Regions from separate parts of the Mus musculus genome. Here all the other regions are linked to region 2. The links are chromatin loops, found by intact Hi-C in ENCODE. Cell type or tissue: heart. All regions are shown on one strand. Links, peaks and the distances in the headings refer to the core of each region. The heading gives the core; the rest is flanking DNA.

Evidence for each region. Peaks named below come from ENCODE experiments on the same cell type or tissue, not always from the same donor. Only the 100,000 strongest peaks of a DNase experiment are listed, where the experiment ranks them.
Region 1: it touches region 2 in a loop (4-fold over the local background); 13 of 42 quality-filtered maps call a loop at or near these places.
Region 3: a loop joins it to region 2, with 5 times the contacts of the local background. A loop is called at or near these places in 15 of 42 quality-filtered maps.

Annotation. Positions count from the first base shown.
Region 1 is chr11:6,523,022-6,533,413 of GRCm38, forward strand. Snhg15 (small nucleolar RNA host gene 15) reads right to left here and starts at 5,739. Exons shown (of 4, transcript NR_045893.1): 1 at 5,527-5,739; 2 at 5,285-5,353; 3 at 3,334-3,416; 4 at 2,570-2,796. It overlaps LOC115487884 (a small nucleolar RNA gene), which reads right to left and starts at 5,144; the gene lies at 5,012-5,144. In heart, for the core only: a CTCF peak has its summit at 5,885 (motif pointing left); a DNase peak (open chromatin) is centred at 5,820; H3K4me3 peaks cover 3,013 bases; H3K27ac peaks cover 2,674 bases.
Region 2 is chr11:6,472,060-6,482,451 of GRCm38, forward strand. It overlaps Purb (purine rich element binding protein B), which reads right to left and starts at 4,017. Exons shown (of 1, transcript NM_011221.3): 1 at 1-4,017. The coding sequence starts at 3,827. The coding sequence ends at 2,853. In heart, for the core only: a CTCF peak has its summit at 4,118; DNase peaks (open chromatin) are centred at 3,122, 3,622 and 4,042; H3K4me3 peaks cover 3,912 bases; H3K27ac peaks cover 3,788 bases.
Region 3 is chr11:6,623,877-6,634,268 of GRCm38, forward strand. Tbrg4 (transforming growth factor beta regulated gene 4) reads right to left here and starts at 2,191. Exons shown (of 12, transcript NM_134011.3): 1 at 2,089-2,191; 2 at 1,273-1,337; 3 at 1-407. The coding sequence starts at 344. In heart, for the core only: CTCF peaks have their summits at 4,853 (motif pointing right) and 6,016 (motif pointing left); DNase peaks (open chromatin) are centred at 2,215, 4,025 and 4,865; H3K4me3 peaks cover 2,307 bases; H3K27ac peaks cover 2,109 bases.

The DNA.
Region 1 (10,392 bases), core at 1,637-9,636, 52 kb after region 2:
AGAAGAGACGTGGGTGAGTTCCCTGAAATACAGAACTCTGCAGTCGTCAAAAATTACACCTGTCATGACATAGTGTATTTGGGGGTTTTTCTTCTAACCACTTAAAAATCCCAAGATCATTCTTAAGTCAGAGGTTGACTCTTGGGTGTAGCATTAGGCTCTGGTTGTTTCTACACCTGTTAGCACGTGATTAAGCCTCTAGCACGACCTACACAGGAGTTACTCTTTCACAATGTTGAAGCTAAAGAGAGGACACATTCATTTCTCCCTGGATTGAACCAACTATGGGCCCTTTCTGCACCAAACCCAGAAGCTCCCGTTGTTGAGAGAGGGGTTGGTCAGGTGGTGCCCACTTGAAGCTCCCTCATGGTATGGTCCTTATACCAAACTTGCGGGGCACAGCAAACTTGCAGATAGGGCAATAGGGTGGAGCCACCACCCACTCTAGTCTGCTAGGGCCTGAGGAAACCCTAGCAATTCTACTGTCTAGGTTAGTGGCAAATTGACCATCTATGGGTGTTTGTGTGTCTCAGCATGAAGCATCTTTTGTTGGCACCCACCAGTCTGTTCTTTACATGCAGTTTTGCCATAAAACTTCCCCATAAAATTGAACACACAGCGTGCTGTGTGTGTGTGTAGTGTTAAGTGTGTGTGTAATTTGAGTGCTATCTTCATGCACACCAGAAGAGGGAATCAGATCCCAATACTCATGACCGTGAGTCACCACATGACTGCTGGGCAGTAAACTCAGGATCTCTGGAAGATCAGTCAAGTGTTCTGAACTGCCATCTCTGCCATTTAACCTAGTTTTTTTTTTTTTTAAGTATACTGTAGCTGTCTTCAGACTCTCCAGTAGAGGGAGTCAGATCTCATTATGGATGGTTGTGAGCCACACCATGTGGTTGCTGGGGTTTGAACTCAGGACCTTCAAAAGAGCAGTCAGTGCTCTTAGCCACTGAGCCATCTCTCCAGTCCCATTTTACCTAGTTTTAAAGTTTGTATGTGTGTGTGTGTGATGTGCATTTGGGGTACAGGAATAGATGGTCTCTTGTTAGGGTAGTTTTTGCTGTGTCTAATATGGATGTGTGTGGGGGGGGGGGGCATCTCTGGGCACTGTTCCATTCACTAAGTCAGTAGTAATGAAAACTCACCGTACCTCCAATGACCAACTTTGCCAGGCCTTGCCCACTACATTTCCTAACAATACCTATGTAAGCTAACCCGTGGGCAGTAAGCTAACCATGGACAGACCATACTTTTAGACTGAATAGCTGACATTCAGGGGAATATCCCACACTTGGTTTCCTTTTTTTTTCTTATAGATTTATGTGAGCACACTGTAGCTGTCTTTAGACATACCAGAAGAGGGTATCAGATGTCATTACAGATGGTTGTAAGCCACCATGTGGTTGCTGGGAATTGAACTAGGACCTTTGGAAGAACTGTCAGTGCTCTTAACCCTCTTAATGCTAAGCCATCTCAATCAGTTCAATTGACTTCCTATTTTTTTTTTTTTTGTTGTTGTTTTTTTCAAGACAGGGTTTCTCTGTATAACCTTGGCTGTCCTGGCACTCACTTAGTAGACCAGGCTGGCTTCGAACTTAGAAATCTGCCTGCCTCTGCCTCCCAAGTGCTCGGATTAAAGGCGTGAGCCATCACCGCCTCCATCTGTATGCATTGGTGCCCAGGGAGGCTAGATAGAAGAGGGTGTCAGATCCCCAGGAGGAAGTTTCAATCTGCTGAGCTTTCATATGGGTGCTAGGAAGCCTAAGCAGCAGCCTTGCCTGTCCTGTAACTCACTTTGCAAACCAGACTAGTCTCAAATTCATGGGCGATCTGCCTGCTTTTCCAGTGCGGAGTTTAAAGGCGTGCCCAGCCAGGGTAAATTATGTACCCTGGGATGGGAAGAGACAGGGATGGATGCCAGGTATCTTCTAGAACTGCAGTTACAACTGTCTGATACAGGTACTGGAAGCACAAACCCTTGACTGCTACACCCTCGATTCTATCAGCCAAGGGCAGATCCTCAGGATCTCACAGTACAGTCCCCCTGTACCTCACCCCCAACTTAGCCTTAATGGGACAACTCCAGCACCCCTCCTCCATCCAATCAAGTGCAAGTTCCAAATGGTCATTAAAAGTATACAAGCAGGCATGATGTAGGTGGCACACGGAATCACCTGCATGTACTTGAGAATGGAAAGGCACCGTGGTTTACCTGGGCTGCCACCAGTGTTTTTAGCACATGTAATGTATAAACAGGCTAAGACAAGTCATGGATAAAATCACATCTACTTTCTTTTTGAAGCAGGGTCCTTTGTAACCCAGGCCAGCCTGATCTTCTTGCCTCTGATGTATTCTGATTAGCAGGTGTGCTTTTCTCTAGCCTGCTACAATACCCATGGTTTATTCTATTCAAATGTCAGACAATAGGCCAGCTGGGCTCCTTATTCAAGAGCTGAAGGAGTCTGGGAGGAGGACAAACATAGAATCAAGCTCAGGCCAAGAACCAGAAACTTGGGATTCTTCTAGAATCCAACAAGAGGACTTCAAACCCGATCAACACAGCTGGAGTCTCATTTCTATTTATTAATTTACTTATTTACTTCATATATGTCAGTACACCATCACTGTCTTCAGACACACCAGAGGAGGGCATCGGATCCCCATTACAGATAATTGTGAGCCACCATGTGGTTGCTGGGAATTGAACTCAGGACCTCTGGAAGAGCAGTCAGTGCTTTTAACAGTTGAGTCATCTCTCTCTCTCCAGCTCTGGAGTCTCCATTTCTGCATCTGCAAAGATTAGAAACATCAAGTTACGCTGTGAAGAAGAGGCACCATCATGAGACTAAGGGTTGCTGTACATGGCCACTGCCATGAGGGGCAGTGGCATAGCCCAACTTGTGTTTGAGCCCCGACTGCACCCCCAGTGAGCCAATAGGCCCATTGGTCCCTTCTGTAGCAGCCCACTCCATCTAGAATCACGACTTCCTCATGGACACTATGCTGAAATCAAACCAGAGGCAAATGCCATCTACAAGAATCTAACCCAGGAGTCTAACCTTTCTGAGATTTAATCACATGACTTATAATATGGAAAGGTCACAGGTTTCTCATTGTCTTTAAATACACTTTAACCAGATGACTGAGTCATGGACAACTACTAAGTCAGACAGAAGTAGAGCCCGAGCTTCCTGGCACAGGCTGGTAATTCAAACTCTAGGGAGGTAGAAACATGAGTTAAGGAGTTCAAAGCCATCACTGGCTGCATAGCAACTTTGAGGCCAGCCTAATTCCTGATGTGACCTGAGTGTCTTCTTGCATCCTCACCTCTTTGGTGGAAGTTCCACGAAACAGCCTGATGGTCTCTGAAGTGCTATCAAGTCTCTTCTAGCTCCAGCACCTTAGGTTTCCTAGACCGAAGGAAGAGTCAGTGAGCCAAATGCATTAACACTAAGCTGGCAACTGTCCACGTACCATTTACCCCACAGCTTCCATACCAAGAACAGGACATTTCCCTTCAACACAACTCAGTCATGACTGGCACTCCAGAAAAGAACACAGGCTGTAGGACTAGAGATGCCTGCTATCAAAGGAGAAAACCAATTCCTGCAAGCTGTTCTCTGACCTTGATGTTCTATGCCATCCATTGGCCCATACCTACCCATGGACACGCACACAAAAGAAGTACAATTAAAGGTTTGAGTTAAGGGGCTGGAGATAGATAGCTCAGCAGTTATCACTGACTGCTCTTCTAGAAGTCCTGAACTCAGCAACCACGTGGTGGCTCAGAACCATCTGTAATGGGATCTGATGCCCTCTTCTGGTGTGTCTGAAGTCAGTGACAGTGCACTCACATATGTGACATTGAAAGAACTCAGTGGGGAAACCCCCACTCAGCTCCCGATTCGGCGTGCACCCAAGAATCACGAATAGAACACAACACCTTGATGTAACAACAAGAGGTTTTTTTAATGGCGGAGCTCCGGGTCGAAACGTATCTCACATAACAGGAGACAGTGGATTCGACCACGAGGCTTGGAAGCTAGGGGTTTTTATAGAAAAGGAGTGGGGCTGGGGGAGGAATTGGCGCGGTTTCACATCAGCAGCCTGTAACATTTAACTTAGGTCAGAGGGGTGGGAGCTAGGGAGGCGATGGGCTTGCCCGGGCATGTCCTGGTCTGTTCTGCTATGTTCTCAGCCCCAGGTTTCAAAGCTCAGAAACAACTCTTTGGGCTATTTAACATACATTACATGAATTACAGTTTTATTCCCTTTCAACATAAAGATTTGAAATGAGGGCCTGGTGTGGTAACACACACCCTTAATCCCAGTACCTGGGATTCCTTCCTTTTGCCGGGAGGCTTTCCTTAGGTATTGGCACAGCAGCCAGATTTCTACCATCTGCAGGCTCTCTGCCTTTTAAGAACCAGGCCTAAGGCCCGGTGTGGTGGCACACGTCTTTAATCCCAGCACTCGGGAGGTAGAGGCAGATGGATTTCTGAGTTCCAGGCCAGCCTGGTCTACAAAGTGAGTTCCAGGACAGCCAGGGCTACACAGAGAAACCTTGTCTCGAGAAAAGAAAAAAAAAAAAAGAAAAATAAGGCCTAGAGCCCAAATGGAACCAAAACCACGTGTCACCACACCTGGGGTTTTACTTCAACACCGGAGACCCAACTCTGGTACTCCTGCTGTATTTTGTAACTGTTTTAAGGATTTACTACTTTGTACTAACTCTGGAGCACAGAAAAATATTCAGCTGGGTGTAGCCTTACACACCTTTAATCCCAGCACTCAGGAGGCAGAGGTGAGTGGATCTGTTTTGAGTTCCAGGACAGCAAGAACTACAGAGAAACCTTGCCTCAAAACAAAACCAACAAGAAATGACTTATTTGCCTCTGCACCATGTGCAGAACTATCCCACACAGTTAAACAAAACAAAAAACCCAAAGTGCAGCATTGCAAATCTTACCGGCTTGTAATTTATCCACGTGGCAGGTGTCTGCCATATTGTCTGAAATTTCTATAACCTTGCTCTGGAGAGGGCAGGGCAAGGCCTCAAACCACTTCAAAATTGTTCTGGCAAGCACTGTAGGAATGCACAGGGTCACTGCAGACCCAAGCACGCTGGAGGCTTGCTAAGTATATCACTCCAATCCTGCACGACCCATACTGCAGTCTCCCAGTCCCCAGAAGTCTAGGGGAGAGAATTAGTCCTGAAAATGAATTCAAGATACGGAGTTTGGCTTCACCGGCCACCGAGCTTCCACAACTGACTTACCAGGACATGTCCCAAAGCTCGGTCATCCCTTCCACGCTGTAGGGCCACCCACAGGGCCTCGATGTCCACCTAGGAGGGGAGAAAAGACAGATTCAGCGCAGCCAGTGCGTATCACCCAGTTCTAGCCCCTCCGAACGTTCTCTCGTAAAAGGAAAAAAAAATCTCTTGAGGGAAGACTCTGCTTGCTTGGGCGGAACTAGCTGGGGTTGGAAAGGAATCCCCCAGAAACAGGCCTAACTCACCCGGTGGCACGTGTCTCCCCAGGGCAAACGTCCCTGCTCCACCGCAGGCTGATCTCCTGCCACCGAGCTCAGCCATCTCTACCTGGACTCGGAATAGCCCTGCACGGCGCCTGTGCCCTGATGACGGAAGATAAGGTGAGGGCCGCAGCACATGCTAGGAAGGACCCGCCAGCCATGGCTGCCAGCTGAGGACGCTCACGTGTGCTTAAAGTTACGGTCACAGCAGCGAGCCGCGCACGCGTAACGTCACCACGCAGCCCCGCCCAAAGCCGCGTGCGCGGGCTCCAAGACACTGACGTCAGCGCCCCTGGGGCGTGGCCTCGAGCGCGGGTTTAACCCGCTCCCCCAGCTGGCCGGTCCTGGTAGTGGCGGTTGATCGAATGCGGACCTCAGACTCAGGGATTGCCTTCTGCATCCTATCCTTTTAGTAATCCGGGTGCCAAAGCTGGGGCCTGGAACCGGAGGTAGCCCTGGCTGAGAAACACGTGGACGCTGGGCCCTGGGATGGACCAACACAACAACAACCAACAACAAAGTGATGTGAATGGACCAGAAAGTGAGAGGGGGCAGGAAAGAAAACCTCGGTCAGCATTTTTATTTTCTTTATTTTTTGTTTGTTTTGTTTTTCGAGACAAGTTTCTCAGTGAAGGCCTGGCTGTCCAGGAACTCTGTAGAACAGGCTGGCCTCGAACTCAGATCCACCTGCTTCTGCCTCCACAGTGTTAAGATTAAAGGCGTGGGACACCACTGCCCATCTTTTCCTTTCTTTTAAAAACATATGTCTGCCCTTTCTTCACCTTCCAACATGGACTTCTTCACGAATTTGCTGCAGAAACAAGCACCACAAGAAGCACGAGTCTTTGTAATAGTTAACAAAGCTTATGGCCACACTCAGATCAGAAGTCACCGGAGAACCATTCCCAAGCCCAGGGCCTTGAGCTTGCAAATGCTCTACTGTCACATCCTCAGCCCTTTCTTGAATTTTTCTTTCTCTCTTTTATTCCCCCCTCTTTTTAGAGGTTGGGTGGCTTAGTTCTCATTAAATTTCTAGTGACACAAACCACAGGCTCATAACTGAAAAGGAGCTAAGACTTTATTTTTGGCCCAGGAAGGTAGATCGGCAGCGAAAGGCTCTTGCCACTAAGCCTAAATTTGAATCTCAGAAACTATAAGGTGGAAGGAAAGGGGACTTCATCAAATTGTTTGCCCACTCCACTTGTAGGCTGTGTGTATGTGCATGCTTACGTGTCACACATACAAACACACACAAATGTAACAATAAAAATTACAAAGAGTTTATAATTGGTGCTGTAGAGATGGCTCAGTAGTTAAAAGCACTTGCCACTCTTACACAGAGCCCAGATTCAATTCCCAGCGTCCACATGGTGATGACAACTATCCTTAACTGCAGTTCCAGGGATCTGCACATTCAAGTAGCTGGGATTACAATCCGGGCTCACCAGGCCCAGCTGGGAGTCATCTTTTCTGAATGTAGTTGTCAGAGGACTTGAGGCTCCAACTTTCAATGCTTTAATGACAAGAGTTTGTTCCTTGACTCCAAATTGCAAAACCTGCCTGTTTGGGGCCAACACGATGGCTCACTGGGTAAAGAAAGGCACTTGACACAGAGCCTGATGACCTGAGTTTGACCCCTGGCACACTTGTGGTAGGAGAGGAGCAAGTCCCACAAGTTGTTCTTTGAACTCCGTGCATGTGCACGCATTAAATAACTATAATTAAAAAAATTAGGGGCTGGTGAGATGGCTCAGCGGGTAAGAGCACCCGACTGCTCTTCCGAAGGTTCGAAGTTCAAATCCCAGCAACCACATGGTGGCTCACAACCACCCATAATGAGATCTGACTCCTTCTTCTGGAGTGTCTGAAGACAGCTACAGTGTACTTACATATAATAAATAAATCTTTAAAAAAAAAAAAAACTTTAAAAAAAATTAGGGGCTGGTGAGATGGCTCAGTGGGTAAGAGCACCCGACTGCTCTTCCGAAGGTTCGAAGTTCAAATCCCAGCAACCACATGGTGGCTTACAACCACCCATAATGAGATCTGACTCCTTCTTCTGGAGTGTCTGAAGACAGCTACAGTGTACTTACATATAATAAATAAATAAATAAATCTTTAAAAAAAATTAATCCCTACTTGTGTTATTAAATTTTTAAAAACATATTTTATGTGTATATGTCTTAGGGTTTCTATCCCTGTCATAAAACACCATGACCAAAGCCAACGTGGGGAGGGACAGGCTTATTTCACTTACAGTTTCATATGACAGTTCATTATCAAAAGCAGCAAGGACAGGAACTCAAGCAGGTCCCGGACCTGGGGGGCAGAGCTGACCCAAGGGCTATGGAGGGGTACAGCTGACTGCCTTGCTCATCGAGGCATGCTCAGCTTGCTTTCTTACAAAAAGCAGGCTTATAGGACCACCAGTCTAGGGATGGCCCCACCCACAGTGGGATGGACACTTCCCCCATCAATCATTCATTAAGAAAATGCCCTACAGCCAGAGCCAGATTTTTTTTTTTTTTTTTTTTTTGAGACAGGGTTTCTCTGTATAGCTCTGGCTGTCCTGGAACTCACTTTGTAGACCGGGCTGGCCTTGAACTCAGAAATCTGCCTGCCTCTGCCTCCCAAGTGCTGAGATTAAAGGCGTGAGCCACCACGCCCGGCTCTACAGCCAGATCTTATGGTGACATTTTCTCAATTTAGATTCCCTCCTTTCAAATAACTCTGGCTTGTGTCAGAGTTAAATCACAGTATGGGTGTTTTGCCTGCATGTATGTCTGTGTGTGTGTGTGTGCATGTGTGTGTTTGTGCATGTATGTCTGTGTATGTGTGAGGTGTGTGTGTGAGTGTGTGTGTGGTGTATGTGTGTGAGTGTGTGGTGGTGTGTGTGTGTATGTGAGTGTGTGTTGGGAGCCGCCCCCACATTCGCCGTCACAAGATGGCGCTGACATCCTGTGTTCTAAGTGGTAAACAAATAATCTGCGCATGAGCCAAGGGTATTTTATGACTACTTGTACTCTACCTTTCCCGTGAACGTCAGCTCGGCCATGGGCTGCAGCCAATCAGGGAGTGATGCGTCCTAGGCGAAATATAACGCTCCTAAAAAAGGGGACGGGGTTTCCGCCATTCTCTCTCGCTGGCATCTCTCTGGCTCTGCGCGCCCTGCGCTCTCTCGCTGCCTAAAGATGTAAACAATAGAGCACGCTCTGCGCCCCGGCGCGCCAGAGCTCTGGCTCCTAAAATTATTGAAGGGGCTTTCGTTTTGGGGGCTGGGCGCTGGGCGCTTGCCCTCCTGGCTCCCAAAGATGTAAGCAATAAAGTTTTGCCGCAGAAGATTTTGGTTTGTTGCGTCTTTCCTGGCCGGGCGTGAGAACGCGATTAAGAATTGGTGCTGAAATCCGGGACGAGAAATTCCGGGACGAGAAAAAATCCGGGAAGAAAAAACCCGGGAGGAAACTCGGGACGGGAGCTTCACCGGCGCAAGGAAGATCCCTCATTCCAGAACCAGAACTGCGGGTCGCGGTAATAAAGGTTCCCGTAAAGCAGACTGTTAAGAAGGATTCAACTGCATGAATTCAGAACTTTTCAGCTGGGGAACGGCGGTAACCCGTAAGTATAGCTTTACGAGGTACGCCTGGCCTTGAACTTTCTAAGGAAATTCAAGACAGTCTATCAGAAGTAAAGTGGAAAATAGCTTTATAAGGTATGTTTGGCCTTGAACTTTCTCTAGTGTTAGAAGCCCTTTTGTTCCTTTTCACATGTTATCAAGTGGTTAAGGCAGGGCGGATTCTAGATGAAATTCAGGACAATCTATCAGAAGTAAAGCGGGGAGAGAGAGTAGGAGCAAAGAGAAAATATGGTACACAAAATAAGCATACAGGCCTTTCCACGGGTCTTGAACCCGAGGAAAAGTTTAGGTCAGGTAAGAATACCTGGGGAGAGATTAGAAGGAAGGAGAAGGAAAAAGAAAAGAAAAAAGATCAATCAGCGGAGGCTTCTAGGAGAAGGAGCCTCTACTCATCACTAGGTGAGCTCAAGGAGCCAGTTTTTAATAGTTCTGAATCAGATGAAAAGGCTATTAGGGCCTGGAAGGCGCTCTCCCGAGCAGGTGAAGCCACTGGACAATAATGACAGAGGCAGGCTCTTGCAGCCTACAAGGTCTTATTGTCCACCCTGGAGTTGTAGATCAGGATTGTAAAGGGGAACTTCAGGTTCTCTGTTCTTGTCCTCAAGTTGTCTTTTCTATATCACAAGGGGACAAAATAGCTCAACTAATAATTTTGCCAAGCCTACATGGCTGTTTTTTCTTCCTCTGATATTCCTAGAGCTGCCAGAGGGATTGGTTCTACTAGAAATGATTCTGATTACTTAATAATGCCTTTAGATTGTTGTCAAATTTTATCTACTCACGTAGGGGTAAACCCTCGTGGCGCCAGGCCATTACAGGTCTGACAAATGGATGTCACGCATATTTCCTCCTTTGAGAGAAATCAATATTTACATGTTTAGAAGAAACCCACTTAAAAATGGGATTGTGGTATATACTGATGGATCAAAAACTGGCATAGGTGCCTATGTGGCTAATGGTAAAGTGGTATCCAAACAATATAATGAAAATTCACCTCAAGTGGTAGAATGTTTAGTGGTTTTAGAAGTTTTAAAAACCTTTTTAGAACCCCTTAATATTGTGTCAGATTCCTGTTATGTGGTTAATGCAGTAAATCTTTTAGAAGTGGCTGGAGTGATTAAGCCTTCCAGTAGAGTTGCCAATATTTTTCAGCAGATACAATTAGTTTTGTTATCTAGAAGATCTCCTGTTTATATTACTCATGTTAGAGCCCATTC
Region 2 (10,392 bases), core at 887-8,886:
CAAAATTTTAATATAAATTACTTTTGCCAACACATAGCTTATGCATTCTTTGCTCCTTTTTTTGGAGGATTCTCAAATTGAAATCTAAAGATTTACATATGATATATTACTGTTATATGGTCTAATGACTAAGAAAATTTCTCTGGTAACCAAAGCTGATGCCATATATGGTAGTGTTCTTGGCATATACTCTATATGCCTCAGACCACTTCCACATTCTTTCTATTCAGCTAATTATAGCTTAGTAGCCACTGGTGAAGGATTGTGAAGACCCTGTCATTTCTACAGAATAGAAAGGCAAGGCTAGTTACTGCAATTCAGCCAAATAAAAAGAAAAGAGAAAAACAAAAAACAAAAACCAACCCCTTGAAAAGGAGAGGTACTGCACCTTTGCAAAATTGAACTGGCTCACTGCAGCTGAGCAACAGAACCACTGAAGCAAGAAAACAAGTTGGTCTACACAGGAATAGTACATGATTTCAAAATGAAAACGTTACAGCAATCAATGAAGAGCTGCAACCTTAATTTTCATTGCTGCCTCAGAGTTTGAAACTGTAAACAGTTTCTGCAAACCTAATGCTAGCTTCTCAGCTCCTTTACTAAAAGTAGGAATTTGTTCTCCGCAGCAAAGAAACAAACACTCAAAACACATAGGTAAATACAGCAGGACATTATTGAAAACAGCTGCCTTGTAGTACAAAATACAGTACAAGTATACGGATGTCATTAGAACATCAAAAATACTATTGCTCCCATACAATTTAGGAAACATTCTTTGCAACGGAGAAAAATTTAAAAGAAAAGCATTAAAAAAATCTGTTTAAAAATTCTACTGTGGATGATGAGAGTAGAGAAATAGTCTGTAAGGGCACCAATGTTTGTGGCTCTTCCATTTTTAAGTCTAAGATCAACAATATTCTGAATCAGTCTATTTTTTTTTTCAAAGCCTAATTTTATATACACAAATATTTCCCTCCCTCTCAGCCACAGACACAAAAAATGACCTTTTTGTATATTACTTATTTCCGAATAAATACAAAAAGATTGTATAGATTGAATAATACCAAAATAAGATAATAAAAAGGATATGCAATAAATTAAAAAGGCAGCTCAAATAAAGGGCAGGCATGCAGTTAAAAAAAATACTAAGATAGTGGAGGTGGGGTTACTTGCCTCCTGGTTCTTGAGAAGGTGTCACACAGATACCTGAAAAACTTTGGAAAGAACATTAGCTCCCATTCAATTCAAAGTTGCCTAGGTCTATGACATTTCTAGGAATACCTTTTGATGGGGTGGGATTAACTTGATTAGAAAAATCATTTATACTGAAAATCCATTTAAAATATAGAAGAGGCGATCCTTGAAAACCCCAACTTTTATTCTTGAAAGACAGCTGGATAAACCGGCAAGTGCCAGTTTGTTGAAATTTCAAGATGGTATAAAAATGCTTCCAGGATAGAGTCAGCATTCGCGTTCACTTCAGTCCATTCACAAATGGATTCAGCTTCTACCGGGTGCAACGCTTGAATCATTCATCCATCATTTGCCAACTTTGATTGTGAGGTACTGAATAAGATGGATCAAGTTCTTAAAAATTTATTTTAAAAGAATAAATGATGCTGGAATTCTGGACCTGAGGATCGTCAGTATTTCAATAAATCCACAGATTAAACTGAAGGTAAATTAAGACTTCAGTTCTGTTATTTCCAACTTCTCTGTGAGGATGTCTATTTCATTAAAGCTCAGGCTTGTAGCCACACTGTTCCTTTTTTGCAGATAGTCAAGTTTTAAGGTTTAAAATGCAGCCAGCCAGTGGCTGTAACAGCCGAATTAGCCATAATTCTCTGGTTCATACGGTGGAGCCACTGGGATTCAGCTCCCACTCATGCTAAGCCATTTCTTGGTAAAGACCTCCATACTTAAGAGATCAAGGGAAGAACTTTAATGAGCAGCAACCAATCCACTCAAACAGTCCACTTTGTGCTTTATGCCTGACTTCTTGTGCCCACCTCAGCAATCCCCATTGTAAAAATGCTTTTGTTTTTGAAAAAAAAAATTGCCAACTTTTAAACTATTTTAGTAATGGATTCTAGTTCAAGCTTTGATCTCTGAATTCATTTGCATCCCGGAAAACAATTCTGCAAAGAAAAGACAGGGGCCTTGGTCCAGGTTCCATGCAAAACCATTTTTTTTAAATGGATCTAATTTTCGAATTCTCCAATGGCTTCTTGAATTCTTCTCTTGCCCTGTCCATGATTGTGTAAAGTTGCATTCCTTTTCATAAACCTGTACCCTCAGAACTGGGTAACTGCAAAAGGCCTCTTTCTTCTCAAAGATTCCACTAAGACCTAGATCCAAAATGCTGATTTCGATGGAGGTGAAGGGATAGATGCTGATAGTAGTGAGGCCTGGAGGGATCCTAAGACCAGATTACCCAGGAAGAACACAAATTCAGCTATTCCCAATGCATGAGTCTGGGTAACCCAGGTGTGGTTTTGGTCCCAGACGCTCGAAGATCTATCTATCCCTTCCAGTGTTTTCCTGATGAATTTCCGAACCTCGGTTTTAAACAACAGAAGCTGAGACTCTTGCGCAGGTGAGGAGATGCTGCTCCTCTTTGCAGGTTGCTGGCAGTTCCTTGGAACTTAACTGCTTTTCTCTAATTGTCTGTGACTGTTTTCTTATGGTTATTTCTCTTAACTATATTATTTTATTTTTTTTTTTGTTTTCTTCGTCTGCGGCCTCCCCTGATCCCTCTCCACTAGCTCACTGGGGACGAGAAGGAAAGGGCGCTCTCTAGCCAAGGGGATGGTGGTGGGGTTGGGGGAGGCCGGTACGGGAAGCTGCCTGCTTCAATCCTCATCCACTTCCTCACCCTCCGACTCGTCGCCGCCACCGCTGCCCCCGCCGCGTCGCTCGTAAAGCTTATCCCTCTGTCGCTCCTGGATCTCTTTCATTTCATCTGCATACCGACAGAAGGCGCCTCCAAACTTGCCCCAGGCCTTGAAGGGCACGGTGATGGCATTGCGGTAGGACGGCTTCACCTCGCTCACTCGCAGGAACACCCCGTACTTGTTGCAGCCGACGTCGAAGAAGAAGCGCTTCGAGTCCACGGTGATGGAGGTGCCCTCCGGGAGCTCTCCGTACAGGCCGCCCCCGGGGCCGCCGGCGCCGCCTCCCGGGCCGCCGGCCAGCTCGTCCTCGTCGCCCCCGTAGTCGTCGATGAGCTTGGCGAGCGCGTCGCGGAACTCGATGAGGCCCTGCGCGGGCAGCGCGATGGTCTGGCCGCTCTGCAGGCCGCCGGGCCCGGGCCCCCCGCCGAAGCCGCCGCCGCCGCGGTTCACCGTCTGGCGGATGCGCAGGAAGCGGCCGCGCTGGTTCTCCTTGAGGTCCAGGTAGTACTTGCGGTTCTCGCGCACCAGGAACTCGCTCTTGAGCGCGCGGCGCGGCCCGCCGCCCTCCTCGGCGCCCGCCGCCAGCTGCTCGGGGCTGCTGGGACCCAGCTGCGCGTAGTGCTCGATGAAGTCGCCCAGCGAGTCGCGGAACTCGGCGGCCACCGCCATCGACAGCGTGAGGCGGCTCTTGGAGCCGCCCGCGCCCACCTCGGCGATCTTGAGGAAGCGGCCCTTGGCGTTCTGCTTCACGTCCAGGTAGAAGCGCTTGTTCTGGATGTCCAGCCGCTTCGAGGCCAGCTCCTGCGTCTCCTGCTCGCCGCCCGGCCCGCCACCGCCGCCGCCGCCGCCGCGGGGCGCGGGCTGGAAGCCGCCGGGCCCGCCGCCGCCGCCGCCGCCACCGCCGCGCTCGCTGCCGCTGTCGCCGTCCGCCATCTTCTCGGCCGCCGCCTCGCCGCCGCCGCCCGCTGCGCTCGCGCCCCCGCCCTCCGCCCTGCGGCTCGCGCTCCGGGGCCCCCCAGCCTCGCCCGCCGGCTCCTCACGCGCGCCCGCCGCTCATCGCCGGTCGCCGCCGCCCCCCATCGCCTCCGCGCCCCGCCCCCGCGGCTTCCGTGCGGCACGGCCCGCTTCCGGCGCGCGCCTCCCGTGACGTCACTCCGCCCCGCCCGCCGCCGCCTCCCGGCCGGAAGACCCACACACACCACGCCGGCGGGGCGCAGAGGTGACGTCGCTGGCCGCGCCGGCAAGGCGTTCTGCGGCTACCCCGGGCGAGCCTATGTTTCTGTCCGCTGGTTTTGGGGTCCTCTTTCTTGATGCTTTACTGACGCTCCCGGTTTCAGAGGGTTTAGTGTGTGACTAGATGACTCTGTTGCTTTGGGGCTGTGGGAAGGCAGAACGTTTTGCCGAGAAGCACATGAATTATTCAACAGTGGAGCCAATCACCTCCTGGCGCCTGGGAAAGCAGAGAGACAGGAAAGGGCCAGGGGCTAGGGATCTTTCCAGAGCATACCCCAGTAACCTGTTTTCTCCAGTGAGATCCTACTTCTCACTAATGCTACTAGATTATTAATCCTCAGGGACGAGTACACTGATTAAGTCGGACTCCTAACGATTGGATCTAGCAATCCTTCAGTAAATAAGCCCGTGTTTCTAAAACAAAGAAACCAGAATACCATCTTATTTTATAAACTCCCTGAATGGAGTTCACACAAATAACTTTTGGGTTTTTTTTTTTTTTACAATTGGGTGTTTTTAATGATAGGATCTCACTAAGCTATATTGGCTTAAACTTGAGTTCTTGCATCAGTTTAATATTCGTTAACCAGGTTCCTCTAAAGTGTTGTTTTTTTTTTTTTAAAGATTTATTTATTATTATATGTAAGTACACTGAAGCTGTCTTCAGACACACCAGAAGAGGGAGTCAGATCTTGTTACGGATGGTTGTGAGCCACCATGTGGTTGCTGGGATTTGAACTCTGGACCTTCAGTCGGGTGCTCTTACCCACTGAGCCATCTCTCCAGCCCTAAAGTGTTTTAAATTTGTTTCTGTGTGGCTATACATGTACGTGTATGTGGAGGCCGGAAATAGAGTGTTTGTGTTACTCTCCACCGTATTTTTTGTGAGTGGGTCTCTGGCTGAACTTAGAGCTCACTGAATTGATCTAAACTGGCTGTCAGTGAGCCCTAGGGATCCCCCACCCCCACCCCCTGCTGCACCCTGCTCTTTTATGCAGCTGCTAGGTTTTCAAGCTTGTGTCTTAATGCTTGTGTGATGAGCAGTTAACCGCCCCTCTAGCCTGTATTCTGCCTGATGGGCCAGCTTTGTTATTTTGTTTCCGCTGAAATTTCATTTGCATCTAAGCCTAGAGTCTTCTCTTGTAATTTTTTAGTAAGGACATATTTTTGAGTGGTTTTATGGTTTGATTTTTAAGTATAGGACTATGTTTATCTGAAATATATCATGATGTCTGGGATGAAGTAAAGAATCTAAGGAATTTCCTTCAAATGACTAACCCATTGTCCCAGTACTATGTATTGGGTAATCCTTGGAGGATAGATGTTAACAGGTGGAGATAGGGTAGGTTATTTTGGGCAGAGGAACATATGTCTCCAGATGGTGAGTTGTGCAGTTTGGCTGGGGCCTAGGGTCTGTGAACAGTGGAACTGGGCGCAGCTGTTCTCTGGTGGCTAGGAGAGATCCTTGATTCAGTGGACAGGGGCCACCATAAACTGTATAAACAGGAGTCATTTTCTAGTTTTGTACTTTTTTTTAAAAGATTTATTTATTTATTATATGTAAGTACTCTGTAGCTGTCTTCAGACACACCAGAAGAGGGCATCAGGTCTCATTACAGGTGGTTGTGAGCCACCATGTGTTTACTGGGGATTTGAACTCAGGACTTTGGAAGGGCAGTCAATGCTCTTATCCACTGAGCCATCTCACCAGCTCCCTAGTTTTGTACTTCAAGAAAGTGACCCAGGGCAAAGGAGAGTGTGGGTGGTCTACAGTGAGACCCAGCACAAACTCTTGATTATAAGCAGTGACTATGTTGTAAAACAGGCCCACATTTTCAGACTCTTAGTGGCTGGGCAGTGCTGGTTGGGGAGTGGGGAGACTGTGGTCTTTGGGTCAGAATATTACAACTATATGGAGACAAGAGGGAAAAAAAAAAGTAGGTGGTAATTGGAGCTGAGGGCTCTGGTGATCAGAGAATGAGAATAATGCTAGCAGATAAGCCTGGTCAGGGGCTTGGGCTCTTTAATAACCCAGCACCAAACTTAGACTTCACAAAACCTCAGATGTTGCAGGTGTTAGATACTCCCCCACCCTCATCCCTGAGAACATGGAACCAATGAAAAGTGGGACTTTACTGTGTTTTTTTGAATATCAGTTATTTTCTTCAGTTTCTTTCTTCTTGGTGGACTTAAAGTCTTGCCTTTCAGCAAATTGAGGGTATGTGAAATAGATCTGTTGACCGTTTGAGATGCTGGCTGGATACTCCTGGGCAAATGTAACAATGGTCAGTCTAGTATTGGGCTGGGTGATAAAGATGAGGCTTAGAAACTGCCAGCAGACAGGAAAGCTGGACACCACTTTCCTTGGGGGTGGGAGCAATCACATAAAGCAAGGGACAGGTGAACAACATGGGACGAGAGCAAAGGTGATGCCTGGATGACTGGAGGTCCTGTGACGTTAATACTGAGTTACACATGAACTTCCCCCATCAGACTGCACCACAGGACACACTGCTCAAATCCTCCTATTCTAAATACGGTTTCCTTAGCCCTATTGCACACTGTAACGGGGTTGGGGGGGACATGGAAGGCAGATGTCAAAGCACTCAGCAGTAAACGTGGGCAGGAAGTGTGGGTGGAGGAGCCACATGGACAGGGCAGGAAAGGAAGGGAATGGTCAAAGGGCACAGGCCTTGGGCTCTAGAGCAGTGGTTTCCAATCTCCCGAACGCTGTGACCCTTGAATACAGTTTCTTATATTCGGAGACACACAACCATAAAATTATTTTTTGTTATTTCATAACTAATTTTGGTATGAGCTGTAATATCTGATGTGCAGGATATCTGATACACAACCCCTGTAAGAGGGTTGCTTTGACACCCTCACACACACACAAGGGACCAAGTCCCACAGGTTGAGAACAAATGCTCTAGAGAGACCTGAGTAGCATGAAGGTTGAAGAAGGGAGGAACATGGAGACTCACCCATAATCTCATGTGAAGCCTGGAGCAATCACAGGACATGGACATTTGGGAAAGGGATGGGGTAGAAAATGAGAAGTATCTGCTGCCTTCTTGAAAACTAGGAGAGAAGAAACAGCACTGGGGCTTCAGGTGGACCAGGTAGACCTTGAAGCAGCCTGCCCCGAGGCCACATGCTAACTTGGCTGGCACTGAGGGGTGGTGAGAGGAATCTGGATAGAAGCCTGCAGAGCAGCCCTTGACATCCAGGGAGGAGGCCGAGGAGACAGAAGTAGGTGTTTTGGATACATACACTCTGAAGTGGAGGCTGGACTCTGGGAAGCAGAGTGGGAGGCTGAGGTGGTGGGCCAAAAGAAAGAGCCATGGATGGGTAGTTTTGAAAGAGCCACACTTTGGCAGGAGCTGGGCCAGGAAAGAGAGGAAGAGACCATATATTATAGGGAGTGCACAGTCTTGGCCTCCTCCTCACCCCATTTTTCCTTTTAAACTTGAAATTTAAATAAATAATACTTGCAATGGCCTGAATATGGTAAAGTGTCTGTATAGTCTTGGTCCCTGGCCATCGCATAACACTAGGTGTGGTGGTCTAACCCTTTAACCTAAGTACTTAGGTCAGACGCAGGAGCAGCCTGGGGGCTCTTTGGCTGGCCAATTTAGCAGAACAAGTGAACTCTCATGTGACAAGAGACTCTCAGAAATAAAATAGAAAGTAATGATGGAAAACGTTCCAATACCCACCTCTGGCCTCCATGTCTGCAGGCATGGATAACACACCCACGTCCACTCATGCACACACATATAGCACACATTGTAGCACACTAGCTGTAAGAGTAGTAGCCTTCACACAAATCCACCGGAAGGAATAGTAAGTAACATGTCTGGTCTTTCTCTCATCGCTATCTTGCTCTCCATCTTTCTATGCCTGTTCCTTTCCATTTCTCCATGTCTGTATTTTTCCTTGCCTCTGTCTTTCTTTGTGTTTAGATTTCCTTCTGAGCTGTTTGGAGGTAAGCTAGTATTCCCATTCACTGCAACATTTCTGTGTCTGTTTACCAGAATAAGGACAATTTTAGCTAACTGGAGCACCGTGATCAAACCCAAGAAATTAGCTCAGCCACGCCTGCCGTTAGCCCATCTGCAGACCCAAGAAGACTGTGCCAAGTGTCCAGACTGCACCCTCTGCAGCATGCAGAACCCTACCGGATTCAGGTCACGGAGTCTGCTCTCCTTACTCTGTGGCTGGCCGGCTCTGGGCTCTGTTATTCACATCAGCAGCACTTTGAAGTCTGAAAGCTGGTTATCCTGTAGATAGATCACTCTACTCTGGGTTTAAAGGCGCTTTTGGCCACACTCTGGAACCATTTGCTGCCCTGACCCTTCCAACTTCCCACAGTGCATTCAAGGTTGCCCATGTGCCAGCCAGCCTGTGCCCTAAAGCTAGAAGGAGGGGGAAGAGATGGTTACAGGTCAGTGTCGTCAGGGCAGGGGCTGGCAGGAGGATGTGGGGCCCCACAAAATGGTTTGTGACTGTATCTAAAGTGGAATCATGTTTAACTCCAAGGCCCTGTGCTCTGAGCTGCTTGTAAGCTGCAATTCCCTGGTCTTTTTTTGCCCTTTCCCATTTTCGATAAAAGCAGATCAGGGGAAAGCAGTGAAGGCTTCCAAAGTAACCTGTGCATGTACTGCCAGGAGGGCAGGGCAGCCCACGTCCCAGGCCAGGCCTCCCGTGCTGCAGACACTGCTAGCTTCACAATTGTGGGCCAAATGTACTGTTCAGGGCTCCATGGCGATCTTGGATTCCTGTGACTGAAGGCAAGTTTGTGAACCGTATTCACAGTCCATAGTTACTGCCTCACCCTCTGTGCAGTAGTTGTGCCACTATTTATACTTGTTTTCTGTGAGGTGGAAAATGAATTCCTCGCATGAGCACTGGGTTTTAGGAAGCATAGTTTCTCAGCCTCTGGGCTTAGCAGTCAGCTGTGGCACCTCTTGTCATGAGGCTTCTGTCACACTTGAAAGGCTGGGATACCACATGAAGCACAGCTGCCTCCAGTGCCCAGGATGCACGTGCTGTGACCCAGAGCCTTTCCACAACCCGACTTCCCAGCGCCTAGCACCGAGTGACTTTCTTCACTCTGTAGATCACTCCTACTCCTCACCCACAGATGAAGATGCTCATGTGCCTCTCACAAAGCTACCGGAGAACGCTATGGCTCGGTAGCCATATGGCTCCTTATGGGTAGGTCTGGCTTATCCGCAGTCAAGACCACTGTCTGTTGTTGATGTTATTCATGGAACTTACTCAGCTTCCTCCATAAATCTGACTCCTAGAAAGAAAATTGTTATTTTTTTAGCTAATGTTGAGTTTTGAGAACATATAAATGAAACCCAGATACACTTTTATCCTTCTTGGATACATATTTGTTGAAGAAAAAAAAAAGCTGAAACTTCAAATGGGATGAAAGATCTTGGCATGCGACAGTCAGAGAGACTGTTAGATGGGAAGAGACAGGTGTGGGAGGTGAGGGGAAGGGTGCACACACAGCCCTGATGGGACACCCTCTTCTCTCATGGGCTTCTGCCAACAGCTGACTCTACAGAGCCTCCACGTAGACTCCCAGCTGCCAGCCAGCCTCGGCTGAAGCCAGCTGTTGTGTCCACAAAGCCTCCAGTTAGGAGTCTCATCCCAGCTGTTGTGGGGAACAGGTTTGCCCTTTCCAGGCACACTATAGGTCACTTGTGGGTCTTCTGCAGAGCCGGCCAACAGCCCATCTGCTCTGGCTCCTCACTCACCCGGAGAGGCCCAGTCCTCCCCTTGTCCACTGGCAACCCCCATTTCCTGGAGATTCTGTCTCCCCTGAACCTTCCAGAAGGCCTGTTGGCTTTGAATCAGGCCCCTGCCTGGTTACTCCGTCTGCCCTTCTGCTTGATTAGAGCAAGGGTCTCCCACAGGCTGGATGATGTTCAAGTCTGTACTGAGCACGAGGAAAGCCATGTGGCAAGGGAGAGGGTTCCTGGGGTCACTGAAAAGGATGGTAGCCTGCACAGTACTTACAGTCTTTAACAGTGTCTTTAGCTGAAGGAAGGGAGTAAGACATTTAATAATTGCAAATTTGGTGGATGCTTTCTCTAATTTTTCAAGGTTTGATTTTACTCTATAGCTCAAGATGACCTTGAATTTTTGGTCCCCTTACCTTCAAGGCACAATGTCTTCAAGGTTTGTCCCTGTTGGTTACATGCTGCAGATTTGCATTTCTTTCTAAGACTGACTCACTGAGCATGTG
Region 3 (10,392 bases), core at 1,006-9,005, 150 kb after region 2:
TCCTTTGGCTTCTCAGACAGCAGGTAGGACAGGCGGATGAGGATGAGGGCCGCGTGATTGTGGTGCAGGCTATGGTCAGAACCCAGCAGCTCCAGCAGCTGCTCTGGTCTGGAGGCTTTCTCAATGAGGAAGTCCAGCTCTTGGTGCTCTGGGTACGGAGTAAACACCTGCTCTTTCCCCAACAGCTCCGCCAAGGAGCCCGAGGAGGGGGAACTGACAGAGGACGTCAAAGTCTTGCAGGACACTCCAGCAAGTCTCAGTCGGCCAACTGGGGCAACAGTAGGAACTAGGCGGGTAGCCTCTCGAAGCAGGCAGGTACACCGCTTCATCAGGCGAACGGCCATGATGCTGGGCGCAGGGAAGAGGGAGGGAGGGAGGGAAGACTCCTAGTAGGTGACTCCGAAGTCCTGAAAAGAAAACGGAGTATTACAGGACACCATGACAACGGCAGGAAGACCCAGCGATTCTAAACAACTGCCCTCAATCATTACAGCCATTACATATGAGACAGCACTTTCTGAAGCATAAGTCTCGGGAGCTTCTGCTTCAGGAGAGAGTGGTCAGATAGCACAGCTCGGCATTCAGCCCCGGACGCACCAGGCCTGGTTGTACTTTCAAACTCTCCAGGTCCTCCTCAATGCTTCCTTCATGCAAATCTGGGCACGTTTCTAATTTTAAAGGAATCCAGGATCAAAAAATTATTGGCTTAAATATTCTAAGTCGAACGATTCTTCCAGATAACCAAAATTCAGTCCCTAGCATCCTCATTGAGGGACTCACAACTGCCTGTAACTCCAGCTCCAGGGACCTGACTCTCTCCCGGGCTGTGTGCCTGCATGTGTCCCCGTGTTCACTTATATACATAGAAAGAAACAAGACTACAATTACTTTACATAGCTAAGGATGACCTTGAACTTCTCTATTCCTCTTGCGGCCACCTCCCAAGTGCTAACATTAAAGATAGCCAATCACTCCTGGTTTATTCAGTGCCGAAGATCAAATCTAGGCCTTTATGTGAGCTAGACAAGCAGTTCCAACTGAGTCACACCCCAGAACCCTTAAAGCAAAACTCACAAATTGAATCGATCACCGCAAACAAGCCCTAACACCACCCAGAGTCACCACCTTGCCAATCTTAATCCAACCCCTACAATACAGGCTCTGTTCCAACTACACTTCACACTTTTATCTCACAATGCAAAACTGGCTACTGCGTTCTCTGCCAATCACAGGGCACGGCATTGCCTTTTTCTAAGTCCTGCAAAATGTTACCTTTTTCGAGAACACGCTACATAACCACATGACGTTTCTTTCGGCAAGTCTGCCAGTCTTGTTCCCTAAGGTGAGATAGAACCAAATGAGACAAGTTACTGGACTTTGCTTCAACTAAAGGAGAAAACACCTCAATTTTTTCTGCTTCCGGGATTCGGGTATATAGCTAGCTTAATTTTACTGTTATGTGAACACATTACTGCAGCTGTAAAAAGATTAGCTTAATTATACTTACACGGAAATAAAATATGGTTCAGAAGGGGGACATCTGCCCAAACCCAATATCCATCACTTACTGAACCCAGACAGTAAAGAAGCGCTGGAGAGCCGGGCGTGGTGGTGCACGCCTTTAATCCCAGCACTTTGGAGGCAGAGGCAGGTGGATTTCTGAGTTCGAGGCCAGCCTGGTCTACAGAGTGAGTTCCAGGACAGCCAGGGCTACACAGAGAAACCCTGTCTCAAAAAACCAAAAAAAAAAAAAAAAAAAAAAAAAAAAAGCACTGGCAAACTACCGATTTTCAAGACCTGCGACTAAGTAAATATCGACCCTGAAACCTAAAATGCAGAAACACGAAAAGTGACTGGCAGGGGACGCCAAGGGTCACTGCGGGCAGCGGAGCTTCCCGGGATAGGCCTCGTGTCTACCGCGGGCCGAGGAGCGCGTGCGCAATCGCAGCCCGGAACCGAATTTGCAACCGAACAGCGCCCTTGGGGCACGGTGTCGAGAGTCCCTTTCCTGGCTCCCCCCACAACAGCCCCGCCGGTCCTTACTAACTGCTGCCCTTCCCAGCCACGCTTCCCGTCTCGGATACCCACGTTCAGAAACCCGGTCTCTCCAGGACGCCAGACTGCGGCGGCGATCACCCTCACTGACCTCCATCAGCCTACGGCCTCCACGCGGCCTGGCGCGCTCACTGACGTCACTGGCGCGCCGCCGGAAGCTAGGTGGCCCAGTGCTCCCGGACGGAGGCCACGCCCTCCGCCCCTTCCGCAGTCGCCATCTTTGTTGCGCTCAGGCTTCCGGTACTGGGAAGTGTAGTGAGATCCTGGTCGTGGGAAACGTAGACGGGAAGGAGAGGGTGAATTCTACACGGCAGGGCACGTCGGGCCAGAGTCTCCTACTTGTGCGGAGTTTGGGTAGCGACTCTGATGTCAGCCCGTTCTGCCCCACTCCCTTGGGCCTTTCACAGGTCCTGTAGGAGAGGCGTGAGTTGGGACCGCCGTGTTGACTTTGGGGTTCGGGGCGGGAAGGCATTGCCAGGTGTCGGGTAATTACAGAGAAGCGAGTTGTAGCTCCAGCTGAAGGTCTTTTCGGAAATGCAAGCAGTTTGTCTAGATTAAACAAGTAAAGGACATACCGTATACAACGGCACACCGATAAATTGCTGTAATCTCAGTAATGGAGGCAGGAGGCCGAGGGCTAGCCTGTACTACTGTGGAGGCCCTGCATCAAGAAGCAGAATAGCCGGGCGTGGTGGCACACACCTTAAAACCCCAGCCAGGAGACAGGAAAAAGGATCTTTGAGGTCGTGGCTAGCTTGGTCTACATACCAAGTTTAGGACAGCCGGGACGACCTGGAGAAGGCCCTGCCTTAGCGCACGGCAGGACTGAGGAGATAGTACAAAATGCTGGGTAGGATGGTTGGGAGGTGAGTTTTCCCAGTAATCCCAGTGCTAGGAAACCACAGACGGCATCTCTGGGACAAAGGTGTATGTGTGCATGAAGAGATCACAGGAAAACTTGGGGAAATTTGTTTCTTCCAATCATGTGGGATCTGGGAATTGAACTCACAGTCAAGTGGCCCCTAAACTAACTGTCTGTTTTCCTAGACAGCGTTTCTCCTTGTAGCCTTGGCTGTTTTGGAACTCGCTGTGTAGACCAGGCTGGTCTTGAACTCACAGAGATCCCCCTCCTTCTGCCTCTGGAGTGCAGGACAAAAGACATGCCCCACCCCCACCCCCAGGTCCCCACTAAGTTATCCTGCTGGCCCTAATTTTGTAGAAAGGAAAATTTAACTTAAAATTTTCCTTGAAAAATCTTTATGTTTGTAAGAGTGTATTACTTCTCTCCTTTGTGGCTAAAATCAAGCGTAAACGCTGGTTCTTGTTAATAAAAGATTGCTGAATTATCCAGGGAAGCTTCTCTTGCTTTAGCCTTACAGTAGCTAGCATTATATTGCCACACTAGCTTTACCTTGGTGGTTCTTGTTTAAGAGTCTCATGCTGAATTCAAAATTTAGCTCAAAAAGGTCAGAGATAATATAGATATAAAACTCCTAAGGGGAAACACATTTTTACTATCTTGGATTAAACAGTAGTTTCTTAGTAGGAAACCAAAAGCAAAAATGACAAAAAGGAAAAACAAACAAACAAAACAAAGATAAAATGGACCAGAAAGGAAATGAAGGGTTGCAGTGGTGGACATACCACCACAGCCAGCTGAGAATGTATAAAATTCTTAGTGCTGGGACTGTTGTCTTGGAGGCCTACTGCCTCTGTTTGCTAAATAGGCCTAGTCCTGGAAGCTTCTAGCCTCTGTAGAATCTTATCTAGGCCTAGAATGTTTTCAGCCTCTGAGACTTGTTGCTGAATAAGCTCACCCTTTCTAGCTTCTTTTGAGCTGGTCAACTCAGCTGTTCTGGCTCAAAACTCCTCTCCACACTCTCCACACTCTCCACACTGACTGATTCAAGCTGGCTTCTTTCTTGGCCTCTTGACTGTTTTGCTTGAACTCCTACTAACTTTGGCAATCTGTTGTAATCTTCTGGGTCCTCATTCTCTGGCTCCTGTCTTCACTTGTGTCTAATTTATTCACTCGGCAATCTGCCTCTGTACAACTGTCGCAGTAAAACCGCTTCCTTCCTTTTCTCTGCGCTGCCCCTCAAGTAGCTTCCCTTTCCTCTTGTGAGAGTTGGGCAGATCATATTCTGTCAGATCCTTCTCTGATTCTTCACTTCACCTGCCACTCAATTAGGTAGACATCACTTTCAAACATGGGTGCTTCCTTCTACAAACTTACTTTACTGTCATTGTTTGGGATTAGAGCTGTGTGCTAAGAGCTGCCACAACTACAAACAGGTTTTCCAGTAAGTAACACAGTCTTAGGGTTCACAGTGTGATCAGATATTCTGTAACAGTGAAAGGCTGGAGCCTCTGAAGACAGCACCTCCACTCAAGGCTCCTTAAAGCTGTGAGCCACCCTCATCTCATGCCTATACCTCGCCACAGTTCCTGGAACCAACCCCAGGCTAGACCAGGTGCCAGAGGCCTTGTAGCCCCAGGACTATGGCAGCTAGAAGTATGGGAATGGGTTCATTTTCTCTGCCAATTAAATAATTAAGTAGGAAAGATGTGTTATTGGGGATCTTGGGGAACCCCAGGAGAGCCATTCTATGGCGCCTAGGGAATCAGGGTTCTTCCTTAGGGTTATTAATAAAATAATTTAGGACATACACACAAATGGAAGCCTAGGACAGTTAGAGTTCAAAAAGAAAACCCCGGGGCCGGTCAGCCATAAACCTCAAAGCTGCCTGGGGACTGGAGAATAGCCCTGCAGCTTGAGCTGGGCAGTTCACAGGTTAGCCACCGGGTGGCAGGCATCCATGTGGCCGGGAGCTAGAGCCATGCAGCTCAGATAGGGTCAGCCACCATGTTTGTCAGGCAACCTTGTGCTGGGGAGTAGAGCTTTAGGAAAGGAGCAAGGAACCCCAAAGTGTTAGGGGATTTAAGATGGACTTTGGCCAATGTCTTTGTTAGGTTGCTATCACTGTGATAAAAACCATAGCCAAAGCAACTTGTGGTTTACTTGACTCACATCACACATCATCATCAAAGAAAGGACAGGAGCTCAAGGCAGAAACTGGAGCAGAGGCCATTGCTAGGGTTGGTCTTGTGCAAGATATGCTTAGATGCTGCTGAGTTCTGTGACCAGGATCAGGTTGTAATCTGGACATGGGCATTGTATTGACCAACGTGCTGTAAAGAATGCTTTTTTTTTTTAAGATTTATTTATTTAATGTATATGAGTACACTGTAGTTGTCTTCAGACACACCAGAAGAGGGCATCAAACTCCATTACAGATGGTTGAGAGCCACCATGTGGTTGCTGGGAATTGAACTCAGGACCTCTGGAAGAGCAGTCGGTGCTCTTAACCACTGAGCCATCTCCCCAGCCCCAAGAATGCTTCTTAAGGCTTACCCTGACTCTGTTGCCTGCCTGTGGATATTGTTCCCCTAACTGGGTTGCCTCATCTGGCCTCAGTGGGGAGGAGGTGCCTAGTCCTGCAGTGACTTGAGGGAATGGAAGAAGGACCACTGGTCCTAACGTGAATGGTGTGGATGCTGAAACTGAACTGGCCTTGAGCTCCATGCACAGGTGACCTGCTGAGCCACCTGAGCACACAGTAGCCAGCAGAGCTACTGCACCTCCTCACCTCAGACCCAAAAGGCATAGTCAGGAAGCAGAGAGAAATGAATGTTGATGGTCAGCTATATTTTTTATTTTTTTTTTGCAGGGTGGGGGGAGAGGGTTAGAGACAGTCTTTAGAGCAGTCCTGGCTGCCCTGGAGCTCACTGGCTGGCCTCAGACTCAGAGATCCTCCTGCCTCTGCCTTTTGCATGATGTAATTAAAGATGTGTGTGAGATGGCTCAGAGGTTAAGAGAACTGGCTGCTCTTCCACAGGTCCTAAGTTCAATTCCTGCAACTACATGGTGGCTCACAACCATCTATAAGGGAACTGGTGCCCTCTTCTGGCCTGAGGGTGTATATGCATCAGAGCAGTCATACTTTAAATTAATAATAATAATAATAATAATAATAATATGTGTGCCACCATGCCTGGCTTTGACTTTCTTCTCTTTATTTATTTTGGTATTCCAGTCCCCAGAATGGTGTTCTCCACCCCTTCCCTCCCATTCACATGGGTCTTTTCTCCTTGTTAAAGTCATCTAGAAACATCTTTTTTTTTTTCAGTGTATGAGAAGAACAATTTTTTTTTTGTTCTTTTACCAAATTTGTGTTTTTCTATTTGACAGATATCTATACTTTTTCTGAGTCCCAAATGGAAGTGAAATTATTTCTCTTCCTTCTTTCTTTCCTTCCTTCCTTTTAAAAATTATTTACTTATTTTATGTATGTGAGTACACTGTAGCTGTCTTCAAACAGAAGAGGGCATCAGATCTCATTACAGATGGTTGTAAGCCACCATGTGGTTGCTGGGAATTGAACTCAGGACCTCTGGAAGAGCAGTCAGTTCTCTTAACTGCTGAGCCATCTCACCAGCCCAGAACAATTATTTTTTATTGGATGTTTCCTTTATTTACATTTCAAATGTTAATATCCCCTTTCCTGATTTTCCCTCCCCAAACCCCCTATCCCATTCCCCTTCCCCCTGCTCACAAACCTACCCATACCCACTTCCTGGCCCTGGCATTTCCCTATACTGGGGCATAGAGTCCTCACAGGACTAAGGGCCTCTCCTCCCATTGATGACTGACTAGGCCATCCTCTGACACATATGCAGCTGGAGCCATGAGTCCCACCATGTGTACTCTTTGGTTGGTGGTTTAGTCCCAGGGAGCTCTGGGGGTACTGGTTGGTTCATATTGTTCCTCCTATGGGGCTGCAAACCCCTTCAGCTCCTTGGATCCTTTCTCTAGCTCCTTCATTGGGGACCCTGTGCTCAGTCCAATGGAAGGCTGTGAGCATCCACTTGTGTATTTGTCAGGCACTGGCAGAGCCTCTCATGAGACAGCTCTATCACGCTCCTGTCAGCAAGCAGTCTAGAAACATCTTAATCAGCACACCTTTGCCTCCCAAGTGCTGGGATTAAAGGCCACCACTGCCTGGTATCTTTTTTTTTCTAATGATTTATTTATTTTATATATGTGAGTATACTGTCACGGTCTTCAGACACATCAGAAGAGGGCATCAGATTCCATTATAGATGGTTGTGAGCCACCATGTGGTTGCTGGGAATTGAACTCAGACTCCTGGAAGAACAACCAGTGCTCTTAACCACTGAGCCATCTCTCCAGCTCCTCCATGCTGATTCTAAATTCAGTCAAATTAACAATTAAAATTAATCTTCCCAGTATTTGGCCCTTAAGATGGCAAAGCCATGTGACCTTCCCTTTATTATGACTGGTAGGAGGCAAGAAAGGAGAGACATGAACAAATATCTACTCAGCCCAGATAGGGAACCAATGATGGATCACAGTAAGAGACTGCCAAAGTCCAGCTTGATGAAACAATGAGTGTTCTTTGGGTTACTCATAGCAGTATGAGTGAAGGTGTCTTAGTTACTTTCCTATTGCGGTGATAAGCCACTATGATCAAGACAACATACAGAAAGAGTTTATTGAGAGTTTACTGTTTCAGAGGGTTAAAGTCCATGACCATCATGACAAGGAGCATGGAAGTAAGCAGGCTTGGCACTGAAGCAGTAGCTGAAGGTTTGCATCTTGATCCACAGTAGGAGGCAGAGAGAGAAAGAACCTACACTGGGAATAGCATGGACTTTTGAAACCTTGGTGACACATCTCCAAAAGGTCACAGCCCCTAGTCCTTCCCAAAGAGTTCCACCGGCTGATGACCATGCATCCAAGCACAGGAACCTATGGGGCCGTTCTCATTCACACCACCACAGAGGGTTACTTACAGGAGCAGAAGTGACTCGAGACGACTTAACTACCGAAGCCCACCCTAGTGTGAGCAACGGCTCATGAAAACTGGGAACCTGGAGCATACTGTGCAGCAGGTAGGCAGCTCCATGGGCTGGGGAGGGTCCTTTACAAGTAGCTTGCTGGTCTGAGTTTTTTTCCATATGGCTTACTGGCCCAAGAGTGTCTTTCAGCAGTTTTTACTGCTTATATACATTTGAGGAAGGAGGAGCCTAGCACATGTGATCAGTTTCAGAAACTTCCTGAAAGTTTTGTGTTGTTTACTTCCTGAGTTTTAACTAGCTTCTCTGCAGGATGGAGCTTTTGAGTTTTAGCTGGCACCCCTTTTTAGAAAATCCCATGACTTTCTAGGATTCTCTCCAAGATGGAGGATTTTTGTCTCAGGGGAAATTGCTATAAAACACTACCCTAGTCTGATCCAGTTCATTTGAGATGCAGCCAAATCATAGCTTCAGATGGGTGTAAGAAATATTGTTTTGTGTTTTTCTACCCAGGTAGCTAGCCTAACAAGGACCCATATTTCCCAAGTCCCCTCCTCCCTCTTTATACCCATTAGCTAATTGCGTCAAATGTCAATCCCATCAGTTATGAAGTTGAGCTCCCACCAACGGGAAGAAACACAGTCACCATTTACATCAGAGATGAGAGCTGGAGGCCATTTTGGCTAAGAGTGCTGCTTTCTAGCCTGGTTTGGCTTCTGATGCATGCTTCTTTTTGCAGAAAAGAAATTGCCTTGCCCGTGCTGACTTCCTTTTGCTTTTTTCATGTGCTTCTTTGTGTGACAAGATGTTTATCTTCCCAGCATAGAGACTTGAAAGGGTGGTTTCCATAGCTTCAAATGGGGACTGATCATATGGGAACTTCTGCAGGTTCAGATGGGCTGGTCACCACAAAGACCAGGCACAGGATTAGTGTGGGCTGGACCTCCCAGATCAACTCATGACCTCCAGGTACGAGAGAGGGGATGGTGGCTGAATTCAGTCACCGACAGTCAGTAGTTTAATCGATCATGATTATGTAATGAAACTTCCTAAAAGCTCTGGACTTGAATGATGAGGAAGATTTCTGGTGTGCCTGGTGGGTGTCTGTCCCATAGGGACATTCCTGCATCTTCCACCCCTTGGCCCCTCCTTACTTCTCTTCATCTGTGTGGGGTTTTGAATAAGAGTGGTCCCCTTAGGCTCAAAGATTTAAATGTGTGGCCATTAGGGATTGGGAGGTATAGCCTCATTGTTGGAAGAAATGTGTTACTAGGGGTGGCCTTTGGGATTTCAAAAGCCCAAGCCAGGCCCAGTGGCACCCTCTCTTCATGCTGCCTGTGGGCTCTGATGTAGAACTTGCAGCTCCTTTTCCAGCACCACATCTGCCTATGTGTCATCAGGCTTCCATCTTGATGATGATGGACCAAACCTCTGAAAATATAAGCCAATTAAATGTAAGCCCCAATTAAATTAAATTAAAATCTTATAAGAGTTGTCATGGCCATGGTGTCTCTTTATGGCCATAGGTCATCGAGTAAGACAATCTGGCTACTCTTGATCTCTGTCCTTCATGACCCTTTATAAGCTCAGTGCTTGAAGTGCTTTTATGAGTTATTCTAACGGCTTATTTAACTTGAAGGTATTTCTGGAGTAATTAGTGTCAAGGCCTGGGCTCTGGCAGTCCTAACAAGCCAGGCTGAGCCACCTGCCCTCAGCACACCAATTAACGATCATTTAGTAGTTACAAGCTGAGGAACAAATAAAGAGGCCCATTGATTCCCTAGCTCCATCTTTGAGGTCCTGGGTGAGGTTTAGACTTACATAGGGGACAAGAGGCATACACAGCTGAGCAGCCCTGGGCAAGATGTGGTCCCGCCCATCACTGACCTGACATTGTCTCTTCTCCAATCTATCCAAAGGTAAGGTGGTCTGGTAAGCTGTCAGCATATGTGAACTCTCCTCTTGGGAAGTTTGCATTGCTGTGATAATGACCATGATCAAAAGCTACTTGTGGTGAGGAAAGGGCTTATTACAGTTACAGTTGTAGTCCATTTTGAAGGGCAGGAATTCAGAGCAGGAACTGAAGCAGAGACCATGCGGGAACTTTACTGGCTTGCTCACCCTGACTTGTTTCGCCTAGTTTTATTTACTTATTTTCTAATATACCTACAGGGCTACCTGCCCAGGGATGGCACCACCCACAGTGACCTGGGTTCTCCCACACCAATGACTAATCAAGACAATGTCCTACATGTCTACAAGCCAATCTGAGGGAATCTCAAACGAGGTTCCCTCTCCCTGGGTGACCTTGGCTTGGGTCAAGTTGACAGAAAAACAAAACAAAAATAAAAACAAATAACCAGCACCAGAGACAGATTTCTCCTGACTGGACAGAGCTTCCGCCCTTTGATTCTCCCAGAGTGAGAATGTCTCAGTAGCCTGATAGCCAAAGGGAGG